Linked DNA regions of Homo sapiens: region 2 is linked to region 1. Evidence: read pairs that join two places in POLR2A ChIA-PET (ENCODE). Cell type or tissue: PC-9. All regions are shown on one strand. Each heading gives the region's core, and the rest is flanking DNA. Links, peaks and the distances in the headings are about the cores only.

The links. Peaks named below come from ENCODE experiments on the same cell type or tissue, not always from the same donor. Only the 100,000 strongest peaks of a DNase experiment are listed, where the experiment ranks them.
Region 2: POLR2A ChIA-PET joins it to region 1 with 7 read pairs; 1 of 35 experiments calls an interaction of 5 or more read pairs at or near these places.

The regions. Positions count from the first base shown.
Region 1 is chr1:43,017,806-43,026,041 of GRCh38, forward strand. It overlaps the pseudogene LOC124904715. Among named protein-coding and RNA genes, the nearest start is that of SLC2A1-DT, 63 kb to the left of the region's middle. In PC-9, for the core only: no CTCF peak of the experiment used is centred there; a DNase peak (open chromatin) is centred at 3,926.
Region 2 is chr1:41,856,094-41,864,329 of GRCh38, forward strand. All of the region lies in intron 1 of HIVEP3 (HIVEP zinc finger 3), which reads right to left. Among named protein-coding and RNA genes, the nearest start is that of HIVEP3, 59 kb to the right of the region's middle. In PC-9, for the core only: no CTCF peak of the experiment used is centred there; DNase peaks (open chromatin) are centred at 3,101, 4,368, 5,888 and 6,388; H3K4me3 peaks cover 1,404 bases; H3K27ac peaks cover 3,299 bases.

The DNA.
Region 1 (8,236 bases), core at 1,923-6,922:
TGAGGGTAGAAGAACATTTTATTATTTTTCTCTTTTACAGAGAAGGAGGCTGCAGTCCAAAAACTTACATTGCCTGAGGTCATACAGTGAATAGCTGTGGAGCTAGGGTTTTAGTCCTGGTAAGTCCTGTGTACTCTCTTAACTGATTTGCACTTCTTCTGAGGCTACTGGTGAGAGGAAACCAATGAAGCTGATGGGTGAACTGACCGAGACGTGGGTTTTGTACAAATGGAAGGATGGAAGAGGCCAAGGGATTGGTGAGTTAGAGGAAAAGATTCACCTGGATGGGATTGGTAGGGTAGGCCTGGTCTAGAGAGGCTGAGAGATAGGGAGGAAGAGATTGGGGACCTCGATAACCTCATAGAGCAGGTGTCCCTGGAGCAAGAAAGCCAAAGGTATCTGTGGTCATCCAGGAAACACTAGAATCTAAGATCCCAGAACTGGGTAATGATAAGGTTTAGATCCGGCCATGGGGGTCATCAGCTGAACAAAAGTAAAGGAGAGTTTGTCAATAGACTCCGCTAGGTTGAGAAACCTGGAGGACAAAGGTGATGCTGAAGGAAGTGATAAACTGCTCTGGAGTTCAAAGCATTGAGGGATCACTCCTTGTGCTTATCATGAAAAACACTGAAACCTGAGTTGATTCTTGAACAATAGATGGGAGAGGACAGATGTGAAAGTGGGAAGTCTTTCAAGGTGAAGGTACAGCCAGACAAAGTCATAGAAGGGTGAAAGCAGGGGGCATATAGTTTTAAGTTGGTTGTACTTAAGGGTGCATGACACAGTGTGATGGGAATTATGCCTAGGCTTTGAAAGTGTCCTGATTTGGGCACCTCACAAAGTAGATGCTGAATCAAGGATTTAAGAGGGTGGGCAAGTATTTTATTTGAGAGGATGTTGAAGGGAGCACTGTGAAGAAGTGGCGAAGAGAGGCAGAGAAGAGAGGAAAGCCAATAAAAGATGAGTAAGTTGGGTAACTGAGGACCCTCTGAGAGACTCTGTACAACACACTTTAGAATTGTTCCGCAGAAAGGCAACGATGTTGGAGTATTTGTCTGCCTATTCTGGTAGGTCCAGAATTCCAGTGGTTGAGGGTTGCTCCCCAGGACATCAACTCTCTGGCTATTCAACCCTGCCCAGGTGGGTGAGCCACCTCCAGCCACCAAAGAAAGCCCTGGGGCAGAGGACTGTGAATGCTTGAGGCGTGAAACCACCAGTGTGTACAAGAATCCTTCACAAAATCCGTAGGTGACTTTCCAGATGGGCTAAGGGGCATGGGCAGGGTACCAATAGCACCTGTTTTAGAAAGGAAAGTGAGAAGTGTTCATGGAAGCCCTGCAGTCCCACTAGAGGTTTGCTGTTTATTTCTTAGGCAATGAGAAGCTCTCACCAGCTCCGGAATGTGCTGTGGGAAGAGGAGGTGAGATGGGATATAGTGGATCCTGGGTAGAGGCTGTGTGCGCAGCAGGGCCGGGGGAGTGGGAAGATGGACAGGAGGGGACGGCCTTGTGAAAGACCATTGCAGGGTTTGAATGAACAGGATTTGGCAAATGATTGGGTGTGGTGCAGGGGTGGGGTGAATGAGCAGGGGAAAGACAGAATACCAAGAGCATGGTGCATCTCAGCAGGAATGAACATCTCTAGGACATGTCTTATTTAGGAAGCATCAAAAGGGTGAAACTAGCAGGGAACATTATGTGCTGAAGAGACCAGGAAATCTTTTCTGAGCATTAGTCAGTTGGATTTCTCTTGCCTTTAGCTTCCTTAAAAATTATAATAAAGTCAATTTTTATTTATTTTATTATTTATTTATTGAGATGGAGTCTCACTCTGTTGCCCAGGCTGGAGTACAGTGGCACAATCTCAGCTCACTGCAACCTCTGTGTCCTGGGTTCAAGCAATTCTCCTGCCTCAGCTTCCCACGTAGCTGGGACTACAGGCACGTGCCACCACGCCCGGCTAATTTTTGTATTTTTAGTAGAGACGGGGTTTCACCATGTTGGCCAGGCTTGTCTCAAACTCCTGAGCTCAAGTGATCCACCTGCCTCGGCCTCCCAAAGTGCTGGAATTACAGGTGTGAGCCATTGCGCCAGCCCGTCAGTGTCTTTCTCTTCCTGCAGCCACATGACCCTTGGTTAGTCCAGCTCTGTTGACCCTGATGGACTTTTTCCCTGTTTGTTACAAGAATTGGGTCTCTTTGATTCATACCTCCCCATAGACTGGAAACTTCTTAAGGACAGATTATATCTGATTTATCTTCATATCCCCAGTACACAGCATATAATACACCTCAATGGATACTGGATGATGAGAATAATGATGATAGTTTCCATTTATTGGGTGTTTAATCTGTGTCAGACACTGTGGTGAGCCCTTTTCATATATTACTTCATCTCATGATTGGTATTTTAAAATTTCTTGGCCGGGCACAGTGGCTCATGCCTGTAATCCCAGCACTTCGGGAGCCCAAAGTGGGCAGATCACTTGAGGTCAGGAGTTCAAGGCCAGCCTGGCCAACATGATGAAGCCCAATCTCTACTAAAAATACAAAAATTAGCTGGGCGTGGTGGCGGGTGCCTGTAATCCCAGCTGCTCAGGGGGCTGAGGCAGGAGAATCTCTTGAACCTGGGAGGTGGAGGTTGCAGTGAGCCGAGATCATACCACTGCACTCCAGCCTAGGTGACAAAGCAAGACTCCATCTCAAAAAACAACAAAAACAAAAACAAAAAAAAATTCTTTGGTTGTGGGTAACAAAATTAAACTCAAACCAACTTAGGAAAAAATTAAAAAGATGTATAGCACCTAATTGAAAGTTCCATGAATCAGTGTAGCTTTAGGCTTGTCTGGAACCAGGCACTCAAACACTGTTTCAAGGAGCCTTTTTCTCCATCTTTTGGCTTGGCTTTCTTCTGTACTGACTTTGTTTTCAGAAAGATGATCCTTGTACTTAGCAACCCCAGCAGAAAAACAGCATCTTTTCTTCAACACATCCAGCGAGGGGTCCATGACAGACCTTCAGTGCATCAGCTTGGGTGTGTGCACAATTCTGGACCAATCATAAACCAGGGAGATCAGATTTGCTAACTGGCCACACTTAGGTTATATCCCCATCCCTGAAGCCATGGGAAGGGGTCAATCTACCCAAATGTAAAGGAAAATCAGATGCTATATATCTTTGTCCAGACAATGAGAAGAAAGAAACAATAGCTACTTTCTATAATAGGTATCCTTGTTTTCCAGATAAAGAAACTGAGGCACAACAAAAGGAAGTACCTGCCAAACATTATTAGCAGGTGAAAAGGCAGGATTGAATTCAGGTCTCTTTCTCTAGAGCCTGTGCTCCTCCAGGGCAACAGACAGGGTCTTTCTCATTTCTGGGTCCCCTCACTCACGCCCCCAAGATCTTAGCCGACAATTGGTCCTCGATTCCAGTGGTCCTCAAAGTGTGGTCCGTGGACCATGCAAATCAGCTAACTCCTTGTTCCTAGACCACAGTGAGCTAAGTACCAAAATCCTGAGTAAAAAATTAGAAATGTTTTATAGTAATTTGGAATTGCCACAACATGCAAGGGGTGTGACCTGAAAAGATGGGTCTGAGATCGATTGTAGATAATTTGAGAAACACTGCTCTATTCAGTTATACCTAGAAGGAAGGCATGAGCCGTGGGCCTGCAGAGGAAAGCATGGGGTCTCCAATGGATCCACCACAGGGAGGCAGGTGGGCAGACTGCCCATCCCACCAGTCAGATGGTGGTCTTCACTTGGCCAGCCTAGAGAAGTCTTCCTAGGAACCCCACTATTACCATAAGCCACCGCAGCTGATGAGCCTCTCCCATCTCACAAGAAAGGCAGGCAGGGAGGCACAGGCCCAAGCAGCTCCAGCGCCCAAGGGCTCTTGGTTCTAGTCCAGCTGGATACTGGCTGATCCTGCCCAGGGCCTGCAGACACCTGGCACCGTCCTCCTGGGCCGCACCCACCCCGTGCTTCCACACTGTGCCCAGAGGGAAGATGATGGCTGACACAGACTCGGTGGAAAAGCCACCCCAAAACCAGAATTTATTTTTAAGCTGAGGTGGAAGGTCAGCTGCAGGGACACGCTGCCACCTCCCTTCTTGACATGAGCCTCCTTGAGTTGGCACCAGGATGTAGCATGGCTCCCACCCTTGCTTCCCCTTTGGTTGGACACTCTCCAATGCCAGGGTCATGCACCAACAGAGCAGCTCCAAGAAAGAGCATTTTCCAAAGCCCAGATGACTCAGAGTGGTGAGTGTGACCGGAGGGGAGGTTCAGCACCCAGCTCAGACCTTTGTTTGGGAGTTAACGATTCCTCCATGCTGATTTCACCTGCCTGTTCTATCGTGCCCAGTGCGGTGAAAACATCCCAGATACTCTGTATTACAAGGCCAGCTCTGCAATTTTGCTGAGTAACTGTAGGCTGCTCACATAATCTTTCTGTAATTCAATGAGATGACTGCATTTGGAAAAGGTTGGAGCACCCACATCACAAGCCGATTCTGGGGGCGAACTGAGGTAATGCTGTAAAGCACCTCCTATGCACAGACCCATGGAGCATGGGAGTGGATATGAAGATGCTCCCTCACCCCTTCCAGGAAGCTGGTAGCTGACAAGGACTCAGGCTCAGTCACTTCCAGCTGTGTGACCATGCGTAGGTTTCTCAGCTTCCCTGAGCCTTGATCATCTCATTTATAAAGAACAAAATACCCAACTGGAAAGGCTGGCGGTAGGAGTAAATGCAACTGAATATGCAGAAGAGCGTGGCACACAGTAGGTACTCACTGTATGCTCATTCATTTCACACATATTTATTGTTAATGCTAGGGACTAGGTCAACTAGGTCAGGCATTGAGGCTACTATGGTGAGCAAAGAAAGACATACCCTGTCTCTTCCCTAGGAATTTAGTAAAGGAAGTGAATTGTGAGTGAAACAGATAGGCACACAGATAATCAAATCACAGCTGTGGCACCCACTACAAAGGTGAGGTGCTAAGTGCTAAGTGAAGATGGGACAAGACGTTCAACTCACTTAGTGAAGTCAGGAAGGGCTTCTCTGAGGCAGTGATAATTGAGCCAAGGTCTGAAGCATGAATGGGAAAGCATTCAGGATGAGGAACAACATGTGCCAAGCCCTGTGATGGGGAATCCTAGTTAGTTAAAGGGACTGAAAAGAGGCCAGTGTGGTAAGAGCCCAGAGAGCAAGGTGGGGATGGGGTAAGGGAGGGCTGGAGAGGAGAGGAGAGGCCAGACCTCACAAGCCCTATAGGCCATGCTATGGATTTCAGTCTTAGTCCATATTTTATAATAAATGCGGGTGAGGATTACATGATCATACTTGCCTTCCAAATAGATCCCTCTGGCTGCAGCTTGGAGGTGAAGTGTGTGCACCAACATAATACAGTTAGCTGTTAGGAGACCACTGCTATGCTGCAGATGAGTGATTAAGGAGTTTGAGGCTAAGGTGGTGATGATGGAGATGGAGAGGAGGGGATGGAGGCAGCTGTGTAGGTGAAGTGGAAGGCGCTTTGTGCAGCATTGCCTAAGTGTGTCAGGAACAATTCCTGGTGGTACTACTGGAGCAGAAGTAGGTTTGGGGATAAGCCTATCAGTCTGGTTTTGAACAGATTGAATTTAGGATATTTCTGAGACATCTGAGAGACAATGACCATTTCCCATCAGGTTTGGTGAGAGGTAGCCCACTGGTACCATTTTAAAATAAAGACATTTTAAAAATATGGAACACATCACAAATTTGTGTGTCATCCTTGAGCAGCTGTATCATTCCAATTTCAATGTATGTGCTACTGAAGCAAGCACACCACTGGTACCTTTATCAAGGGTATTTTTAGTGAGTGATGGAGCAAGAAGCTTGTACATGGGAACAAGGACATTTGTGAGTGATGGAGATGTTCATTACCTTTATTATAGTGAGGGTTTCCCAGGTGTATACATATGGCAAAACTCATCAAATAGTACACTTTCAGTATGTGCAGTTCATTGTACATCACTTTTGCCTCCCTAGAGCTGTCAGAAAAGACGAGTGGGAGGTAAGGACATGGAGACAGTGCAGACGGCCCCTGCCTCTGCAGTGGAGATGAGAAACAGAGAGTGAGTGGTTGCTGAGGGAGATGAGAAGGCGACAGAGGTGGCATTTGTTTTTGGTTAAGAAGGTGATTTGGGCTGGGCACGGTGGCCCATGCCTGTAATGCCAGCACTTTGGGAGGCTGAGGCGGGCAGATCACCTGAGGTTAGGAGTTCAAGACCAGCCTTGCCAATATGGCAAAACCCCATCTCTACTAAAAATGCAAAAATTAGCCAGGCATGGTGGTGGGTACCTGTAATCCCAGCTACCCGGGAGGCTGAGGCAGGAGAATTGCTTGAACCCCGGAGGCGGAGGTTGCAGTGAGCTGAGATCGCACCATTGCACGCCAGCCTGGGCAACAGAGTAAGACTCCATTTCAAAAAAAAAAAAAATGTAATTTGACTGTGTATAAAGGCTAGCTGAAAGGATCTTATCTAGAAGTAGAGACAGAAAATCCAAGAGAAGAAGGGATAATAAGAAACATAGGTTCCTGAGGAAAGGGAAAGGGAGGGCACCAGAATCCAGGTGGAGGGTTGGCTTTAGATGAGAGCGACAGCTTCCATGTTGAAACAGAGGAAAAGAGAAGAGGGTAGATGTAGGGGTGTGTGCATGTCTCTGAATGTCTGCATGTGTATGTGTTCACATGCATGTGTGTGCACGCAGGTGTGTGTGCGTGTGTGTGTGTGTGTCAATGGGAGAAGACAAGGGGTGGCATCTTCTTTCTCTGTTAAGTAGAAGGTGGTGTCATCTCTAAGAATAACGGCAGAGGGGTACAGGTTTGAGGAGTGGTGAAGTTTTTTAAGATGCCAATGGATAGTGGTTGATTACTGAGCAGTGTCCAAGGCCCATTCGAAGTGAGGGTCCTGGAGCTATGGGGAAGCCTCTGGCTGTGGTGGGACTGTCTCAGCAGCATTTGGCTTGCCAGGGACAGGCATGGGAGGATGCAGAAGGGGGGGAGTTTGCTTGACCAGTGAGATGAAGACACAGGGAAGAGAACTCATAGCATTGAAAAGACCGTTACTGAGACACTGCACCTCCACGCTGAGCTGTGATAAGGAAGGACATGAGGAAGAAGAGGGTGATGGGCTGGAAGAAAGTAGAGGGCCAGTGGCTGGAGGGGCCTGTGTCGTCAGAGAGCACAAGCGGAGGGATTCATGCAGTTGGTGAGTGGGAAGAGGAGAGGCTGTGGGCAGCTGGCGAGGTGTGGGAGTTAGAGTTTTAGAGCTGGAGTGGTTCTGGCTGTCAGCAGGGTCCACGGTGATGCTGTGGGAGGTGACTGATGACCAATGGGAGAATGAGTGAATCGATTTGTGTGGTCACCTGAGCCATTTTCTTTCTCCAGTTAGCCCAGCAGCCTGTCTGTTTCTCATCCTTTGGTTTACAGCAACTTTGCCCCCAACTCCACGACTTCCTCAGTCTTCTTGTTTTTTTGAGACAGGGTCTCAGCTGGAGTGCAGTGGTGTGAATATGGCTCACTGCAGCCTCGATCTCCTGGGCTCCAGCGATCCTCCCACCTCAGCCTCCCAAGCAGCTGGGGCCACAGGCACACAACACTACGCTTGGTTAATTTTCTAATTTTTTGACGGGGTCTCACTTTGTTGTTCAGGCAGTTCCCGAACTCATGGGCTCAAGCGATCCTCCTGTCTCAGCCTCCTGAAGTGCTGGGATTAGAGGAGTGAACCACCACAGCCAGCCTCTCAGCCTTCTTTCATGTTTTAGCTCAAAACGTCCCTTCTACTGAAAAGCTTTTCCTGAATGCCAAGGGGGTACTTGTGCAAACTAAGCCTCCTCTGATGTGGAGACTCTGCCACCGTCAACACCTGCCACCACGCCTCTTATTCCATGCTCTCCCCATCTGGGTTTCTGTGTGTCCCATCCCCTTATAATTTTTGTTAGTTTTCTTAAGTGGTGACTTGCATCTGCTGGGTGCTCATCAGGCGTCCACTCTGTGCCTTCACATACATTTCCCCATTCTGTCCTCACAGTAATTTTATGAGAAAGTGGCACTGTCATACCCTGTCTCAGATGAAGAAGTTAAGATTGCAGGAGGGTAAGTGACTTGCTCGGAGTGGTATAACCCGGAGTGGTTTTGCTCATCTTTGCATCGCCAACCCCAGAGCAGAAAGGGCGATGGGTGAA
Region 2 (8,236 bases), core at 1,747-6,746, 1.2 Mb before region 1:
GTGACCTGTATTACCAGAACTGCAATTTTCAGGGAGAGGCCAGGTATCTGCATTCTTATATGAAATTACCCCATCTTTATGTGTCAGCAGCAAATCCAAATTTAAGACACCATGTTGCAAGCCAAATAAAATGCATCTGCAGCCAGATGCAATGAAAGCTTGTTGATTGAAAAGCAAATGAACAAATGAATGAAGGAATAGAAAAGAAGGAGCAGATGGGTGGGAGGGGGAAACAGGATGGGTGCCCAAGTGTCAAGATGCCAAGCGGTGGGCTGGGCACGCTCAAGGTGACCCCGTTGCCAAGCTGTCAGTGTGAACATCAGCACGGTCTTGCTTGTTGGCTAAGGGGAAGAGAAAAGCCTATGGCCCTGTGAACTTAGCAACCAGCTTCTCCAAAAACATTACAATCAGAAGCTCTTGTTGCAGCCAAAACACAGGTGCAGAAAACAAGCGGGCGTTCGCACATGCACGTGCACAAGGTGTGCAGAAGTTGAAGGCTCAGCATGCCACAAATTCCGCACTCCCTCCAAGCACACCTTATGCCTCATGTTACAGATGTCTTGAGGGAGGAAGGGAGGGACAATTTAGCAAATTGGGAGGTGCAGCAGGGGAAAAGGAGTCATCCAGCCAGAATTCTCCCCATCTCTACCCAGAAACTCCCTCTCCTTGCTTTGTTGACGGCGCTGAAGCTTGGGGGAGGCATAAGTGAGCCTGGTGTGGGACTGACCCTCAGCCTCCAGGAACACTATCGGCAGGAACACAGCCCGTGTGGGATGCCTGGGGTTGCAAAAGAAAAGTTATTTCAGGTTCAACTGAGTTATAATTTATTTTTTCTAACTGATCATTACTGCTGCGGCTCTATAAATAACCACCTAGGGAGTCTGCTTTTCTGCTCCCAAATCCTCAAAAAGCATTGCCAGGTTCTCTGTGGTTTCTGGCCTGCCAAGCACACAGCACATTTCTTTTCTGTGCAGCCCTTCAGGGAATCCTTCTGCAGTGCATGCCAAGGAATCTGCTGAGTTCTGCCCAACTCAGTCCTCCCCTTCCTGATCCAATTCCTCTCCTCCAAACTGGCCATCCAGCCCTCCTCCCCCATTCCACAAGAGGCCCCTCTCCCTGGACACAGGTGGTTCCCAAGCCAAGGTCCCGGCTTCTCTCTGTTTACTCTGCTTCCATCCAACTGCAACCCTCCATGCTTAGAAGACAAGAGTTATTTGTACTACAGAAATCCAGCTGTGGCATCATTTGAGGTCAAGCCCAGGAAGAAAAGAGGGTTGGTCTGATGGTATCACCAGTAAAATATCAAGGGTCAATACCACCCCAGGAAGGGTGGCTGTGGTTTACATGAAATCAATTTAAGTGATTTAAAGAAGAATGTATTTCAAGTACAACTCAGTTTAACCAAGTATAGAAAAAAAAAAATCATGTTCCTGATGATGTTCTAAAGGATGTACGTTTAGGCCCTTTCTAAATAACATGGGGTTTTCTCCTTAAACAGAGGAACTAGACGGGAACTAATATTCATCAAGACCCACTCCACACCAAGCAATTTTGTTTCATTTTCACAACATGATGCCTATGAGGTATGCATCCTCATGCCCATCTTGTAGATGGGAGTCCTGAGAAAAGGACTTGCTCAAAGTCATGCAGAAGGAAAGAGGTAGGGGTGAGACTCAAGCCCAAGTTTTTCCCCTGCTACCTCCTATTACCTCTCTAAGCTAGAAGACTGGAGTTTCAATGTATGTTTATTTTTCTAACTTTCAGATTACTTTTGCAGCTCAGAAAGCAAGGACAACCTGGATATTTCACCACAGTTCCTTAACAGCCATATAACTCTTTGGAGTTAGCCTCTCCAACTAGTTAACTGTGAAATCTCAATCAATCAATCAATCTCTCTCTCTCTCTCTCTCACCATTTATTACGACAATGACCATAAAGGCTATGGTCATTCAGGTTGCTTTAATGGTCTAAAAATGAGAGCTTATGTATTTTTGAATAGTTTTAAAAATGATCATTCCTAACATTTACAAAATAATGGAAAACATAAGTTTTACCCAGTAATCAATGCTCCACGGAAGGTTAGGTGGCCCTGCAGATGCTACCACAGCACTCTGCTCTGTTGGGACACCTTTTCCACCATATTGGAATGGACTGTTTCCTTGTCTGACTCTCCTTCTAGGCCGGTGATCCCCAAAGCTTTTTGGTCATATGCCCTAACAATAAACATTTGAGTGTACCTGCCTATGTGCACATTTGTTTATTTATAAATTATATTCATGCCCTGTCATTCACAAAAATGGGAAAAAGGATGAGATGTGTGTGGGTCATCTTCCTATGTGTCTATCTACTTCTCAATCATAATTTCTTCCTGCCCCACAATGGACCATCTCACCTTCCATGGTCTCCAACACCGACATCCCACTTTGGAGACCACTCTCCTAGGATATGTGCTCATCATCCCTCATTTATTCATTTCCCACTGTCTCCAGTAACACCTACCCTATGCTGGGTACTATGCTAGGTGCTGGGGATAGTGGGTGAACCACATGGACAAGGATCATGTTTTCCATAGAGCTTACAATCCAGCGGGTGAAACAGTGTCAGATAATGTCAGAGAGAGAAAACAGCCACAAGAAAGTAAAACAAGATGATGTGATGTTAAGTGATGGAGAATGTCTACAGGGGTAAGAGGGAAGTCACGATGGACCAGACCAGCAGCTCAGCAAAGGCCTCTGTGACCTGCATGAGGAGGGGGTCTAGTGGGAGAGGGGGTGCCTGGGCAGACAGAATGTCAAGTGCAAAGCTTCCGAGGCAGGAAAGAAGGCCATTGTGGCTGGATTATAATACATCAGTAAGAAGAGAGGCTGGAGAAGCTGGAGAGGTTGGCAGCTCAGGCTGGAGAGTCCTGACCCCACTGCTTACTGGCTGGGTGGCCTTGGGTATTAATGCTATATGCTGCCCAGGGTTATTAAAGGAATTATGTAAAGGATTGAAAGAGTAAATCTATGAAACATCAACATCAGTTAGAAGAATGCCCAGCACACAGTTGGCATCAACAAATGACTGCCCCTAGGGTCTGTTTACTTATTTATCATTAGTCTCCCCTGTGGCATGGAAGCTGGGCCTGGCCAGTTTTCTACCCTGCCGAACCAGAGTAGCTGGCACCATGCCCAGCCTATAGAAAGAACTCAATGAAAATTTGGTAAATGAATGGGTTTTAAAAATGGGTAATGGCTAAGGAAAATCAGAATTTGGCTAAATATTAAAAAATAGATTTTCGTAAACAATTTTTTCTAATTATAAAAGTAATGTCATGTCTTCAATATTTTAAACAAAAATGGGGTCATATTCTACATACCGCTTAGTACCTATTTTCCACTCCACATGTCTGTTACAAGAGGCAGGAGAATGTAAGGGTAGGGATGTGGGCTCTGGAGACAGATTGCCTGGATTCACATCCTACCTCCACCACTGGCCACCTAGAGCATCTCTCTGAAGTTACCAAGCCAAAGGACATTTGGGATTTTTAAGGCTTTTTAACACATATTGCCAAATAGTCTTTAAGAAATAGGTGTGAGCCCATCTCCTCAAACCTTCATCTACGCTGACTGCTAACCTTTAGACAATCTTTGCCAATTTGTTAGGGGAAAGAACAACCTTTCATTGTTCTAATTTGCCTTTCTTTAATTACCAGGGATGACTAACAGTTTTTCATTTGCCTTGTTCCTCTTGCGAATTGCCTGTTCATGTTTAAAAAGGAAGCCCGTTTTCATAATTAGATGCAGCAGAGTAGGTGGCCTCAAAGTGAACTCCCTACCGCTGGGAAGGGTTGAGCAGGGCCAGGTGGTTGCCCATCAGGGAACTGGGCATCTCTGTGCCTTGTGGACAGCAGAACTGGATGAGCTCTGAAGTCCTTTATTACACTGGGATCATTTCACTCTTGTCCAGACCAGCAAAGGTAGCAGGCAAACCTCAAAGAAAAGATGGCTTGCGGATCAACAACTGGATTCTGAAGACCTCCACCAGGATTTCCCAAGGTGGATTTGATGCCTAAACATCTCTCATAAGCTTCTGCATAAAGACACCCCAGTTATATCGGAGAGAAGAGTCAAATCGACATGGTTATGCCTCTAGTAGCTACAGCATGCCACAGTGGGGGAATTCCTTAAATCTCCCCCTTGACAAGATGGAAAACCTTCGTGGTCATAGATCAAATCCTACCACAACAAACATGTTCATAATCAAGGTCAGCATAGCACAAAGACTCCTAAGGTGGGGCCAGTGGTCTGTTTATCTCAAGCTATAACTTTTTTCCCTGCTTTGCATTTGGCTTTGGTACAAGAATTTGACATAAACACCCTCCTAACCCCACTCCCCTACAGGTATTTACATAGCAATTTTCTCCTGAGCTGGTCAAAACCCTGCTAGGACTTGGAGAATTCCATTGTGTTTGTAGTAAGCAGACACCTGGAGCCAGATAGCTCTTAGAGAATAAACTATTCTTGGATTGGAAAGGGATCTGAATGTATCTGACGCCCTCCTTTTGCAAAAATTTTGCAGTGTTTTCAGAGGACCTTCTACATTTTCACTAAGGGGATATTTCCCCCTAATATCTCCACCATTGCCATTGTTGGAGTTTCCTGCTGGGTCTGGCCCCCACAGGTATAATGCCAGCTGGAAACAGAACACTCACATCTCTTAAATTACTCCACTAACGAAGAAGTCACACGTGGAATTAGAATTCTGGCTAATTTTCCTGTGGGCACACCTTAAGCACACAAACCTGAAAGCAGCAGAGCAGCGAAACTGGCAGCCAAAATAAAGCAAAAAGAAGAACATCTTCCAGGAGGGAGGTGGAATCAGATTGAGGCAAAGCCAGGACTAGGTTCTTGGCAACGTGATTAAAATCCCGAACTACGAGGGAGGAGAGGCCTTGCTGCCAGCCCCTCAGCACACTCGAGCCAGGGCACTGGAGGTGGGTGGTGGTTAAAAGCTGTGTGCCATTCACAGCCTATAGCACTGCCTGTGTCCGTCAGTATGGGCAGAATGGCTAATGACTCCAAATAAAACTCCTACACCATGCTCCATCTGGGGACCATGTTATAGCTGAATACACAAAGTCACTTTGTAGCTTGCCCGATAAGTCCACTTTAATTCCTCCAAAATAATTCATGGAGGCCTGTGAGCACACTGCACCAGGCCAAGCACTAGGGTTATAAAAAAGAAATGAAAAAAGAAAAACCTAGTTGCTCTACTCTAAGGGCTTATGATTTAACCAAGGAGATGAGATTCACAATGGTAGCTGGCAATACGGTAAATCAAGGCACAAAGAATCCAGGAGTGTGTTCTGCTAGAGGCCCAAGAGGGCAGCTGGCATTTTCAGGAGGATGCAGGTCAGCCTTTATGGGAAAATGGATTGAGTTTACCTTGAAGGGTGGGGAAATTTTAGGCAGGTGGCTAAGAAGTGAGCTGGCCTCTGGGGATGTGGGGAGACTGTGAGCGCCGCATGAGACAGGCTCTGCATCCTGCACATGCTGCCTGCATTTCCAGCCCTGGGAGGAGGATTTGTGCAAGGGAGGCAGAGATGAGAGCGTTGATAGGAAGGAAGGAGGCCAGATTTCAGAGAGGTCTGAATCCCACACAGAGAAGCTTGGGCTTTCTCCAATAAGCTGCAGGGAGCAGTTGGAGACTTGTGAACAGCAGATTAACATAATTAAATAAAAACTTCAAGACTTTAGCTTTTTGTGGGGATGCAGACTAGACGAGAGGTGATGAGAACATTAGAAAGCTTTTACAGTGTAGACCAGGCTGGCCACGGTGTTGGCAACGGGAGAGAAAGAAATAGATCTGGAAGATACCACAAAGCAAATATCTAAAGGGCTTGGAAACAAATTTGGCCGGGGGGCGGATGAAGGATGAGTCAGGGGCAGTTCTGAATTTTAAAACTTGGGGGATGTGAGGTGGAGGTGGCATCGTCAGACATAAAGACACAGGTTCGAGCAGCTTTACAAGAACTTAAAAAGGCCAGACCACCCAAAGGTGGCACTGACTGGAAGCACGAGGCTACGGACAATGCTTCCTCATTTCAAAGGGGAGTTAACAAGTTAAGTGAAGTTTTATCCACCAATGAAATGGCTGTCTGTCCAAACAAATAAGCAACAAGTGTGGGCTCTGCACTCCTCTCCACCTCTCTTGCTCCTTCCGTTGATGCTCCCCTAACATTTATCTGACCATAAGCTAAGAGCAGTCATGAGAACAAGATAGAAATCCTCAGAAATCCAGAACTCTAATCCTTCCTTCTGCTGAAATACTGTAGGGCTTAGTTATTTTCACACTTATGCATATGCTTCAGTGTGTAAGAACTGAGTCATTGTTTTCTTTTCTCCTCCCCTCTCCCCTCTCTTTCCCTCCTCTTTGCCACCCAGCACCTCCTCTGCCTCCACCCCCAAGCCACTGCAAACATCCTGGCATGCATCTCTCCCCATCCATTTCTGCATGGCTGTCAACATTTCCCATTCCCTCCAAGCTTGCCTCCTGCCTCCTATTTCTTTAGACACACTGGGAGTCTAAGAAATGAACTACAGATTCAACAGGACTGTGGACCACAGATCTTGACAAAGACAGGCAGCTTGTTGTGAAAAGAGAATTGGAGGGCAGGTCAGAGACTTAGGTTTTAGGAGTCAGGCAAGGGAATCAGATAAAGATCCCTGAAAACAAGGGATATCATCACTGCCCAGCTTTACTGACGTAGAGACAAGTTTTCTCACTTGGCAGATATAGACGGAAGATAAGCAGGTTCCCTTTCAGATGGTAACCCCAAGTGCAGTGGCTCACAGCTGCAGTTATTCTGAATGGCAGCGGGAGGGAAGGAAACAATGAATGCACACACACACAAGAGCAATGCTTAAGGTGAAATGGACTTGAACAGTCTCAAATGCACACCTCCTCCAGTTCCTGGAAGGCAAGGATGAGTCAAACAGAAGTTGAATTTCACAGGCGTTCCTCCTCCACTGTCACATACGTTCCCAGACGCAGAGTCATCTGTGCACATGTCACCCAGCATCGACTGCTACCAGCAACTGCCTCCTGGGAAGTTAAGCTGCAGGGTCAGATCTGCTTCTGCTGGGGAGCTGAAAGTAAACTGCGTAAGGTGGGGGTGATCCCAGTAATGTGAGGGCAGGAAAAAGCAGAGAACGCTGGAAAAGGATGGCAGGAATTAACATGGCTCTGAAGAGAGGAGCCAAGGATCACCTGATCTGTAGAGCCTGGAATCTGCAGTTATTTCTAGTTTCCTAGACAACCCTGACTAAACTAGGAAGACATCTGAACTCCGGCTCAAAAATAATATAGGTTCTTGGAATGGGACAAAAGAAGAAAGGAAAGGGGAGGTGATACCATGTGCCAGTTCAGGGAGTGGGGACCAGACCTTCAGAGAAAGGAAGGTCTTCCCAAATGGAAGCTGAAATCCCAGTGGGCATTATGCTTTCTGTACTTTTGCATTTGTAGCCAAGAGCATGATTCTAATTCTGGTTCTCCAGCGGAGGTGCGGGCAGCACATGTGCATGAGTTCGTCAAAATTGATCTAACGGCACACATAAGATCTGTACATTTCACTGTATGTAAATTAGATCCTAGTAATTCTACCTCTCTCAATTAGTTGGTTGTGTGACCTTGGACAAGTCATTTAAATTTTTGTAGTCCAGGATTCTCCATCTGTCAAGCTGAAGCTAAGAAGCTGGCCTCTAAGTTTCTCCCTGGCTCTAAAATTTACGATTGTGAGAGCTGATTATTGCAGGAAATGAGCAAATACATCCAGATTAAGAAGGGCCGCAACTATTGATAGAAGCTAAGAAGAATTTCTGAATGGGATTAGCCATCTGCAGAAAATTCCCCCTAAATCATCCATCCTGGAATCAGACGTGGAGAGAGGTGAAGATTCCATCCTCTGCACCAAAAGGAAGTGGCAGCCCCTCCTGGCTCTGCATTTTCCCCTCCTTCCCATCCGCTCTCCCCTACAGACTCTCTAAATTCTTCCACTGGAGATTCCCCAAGGGCTCAGGATTGGGACAGGCCTTTTCTTCCCTTCCTTCCAAATTTCCTTTGGGTTTATAGCACCCTGGTCGGGTTCACAGGAAGGGAAAGGAGAGGGAAGAAACCATTCACATTTGGGTGTGCGTAGCAAGCAGAGAGCTGGAGGGTTACAGAAACTTAGAGGAGGTCAGAGCCAGACAATCAT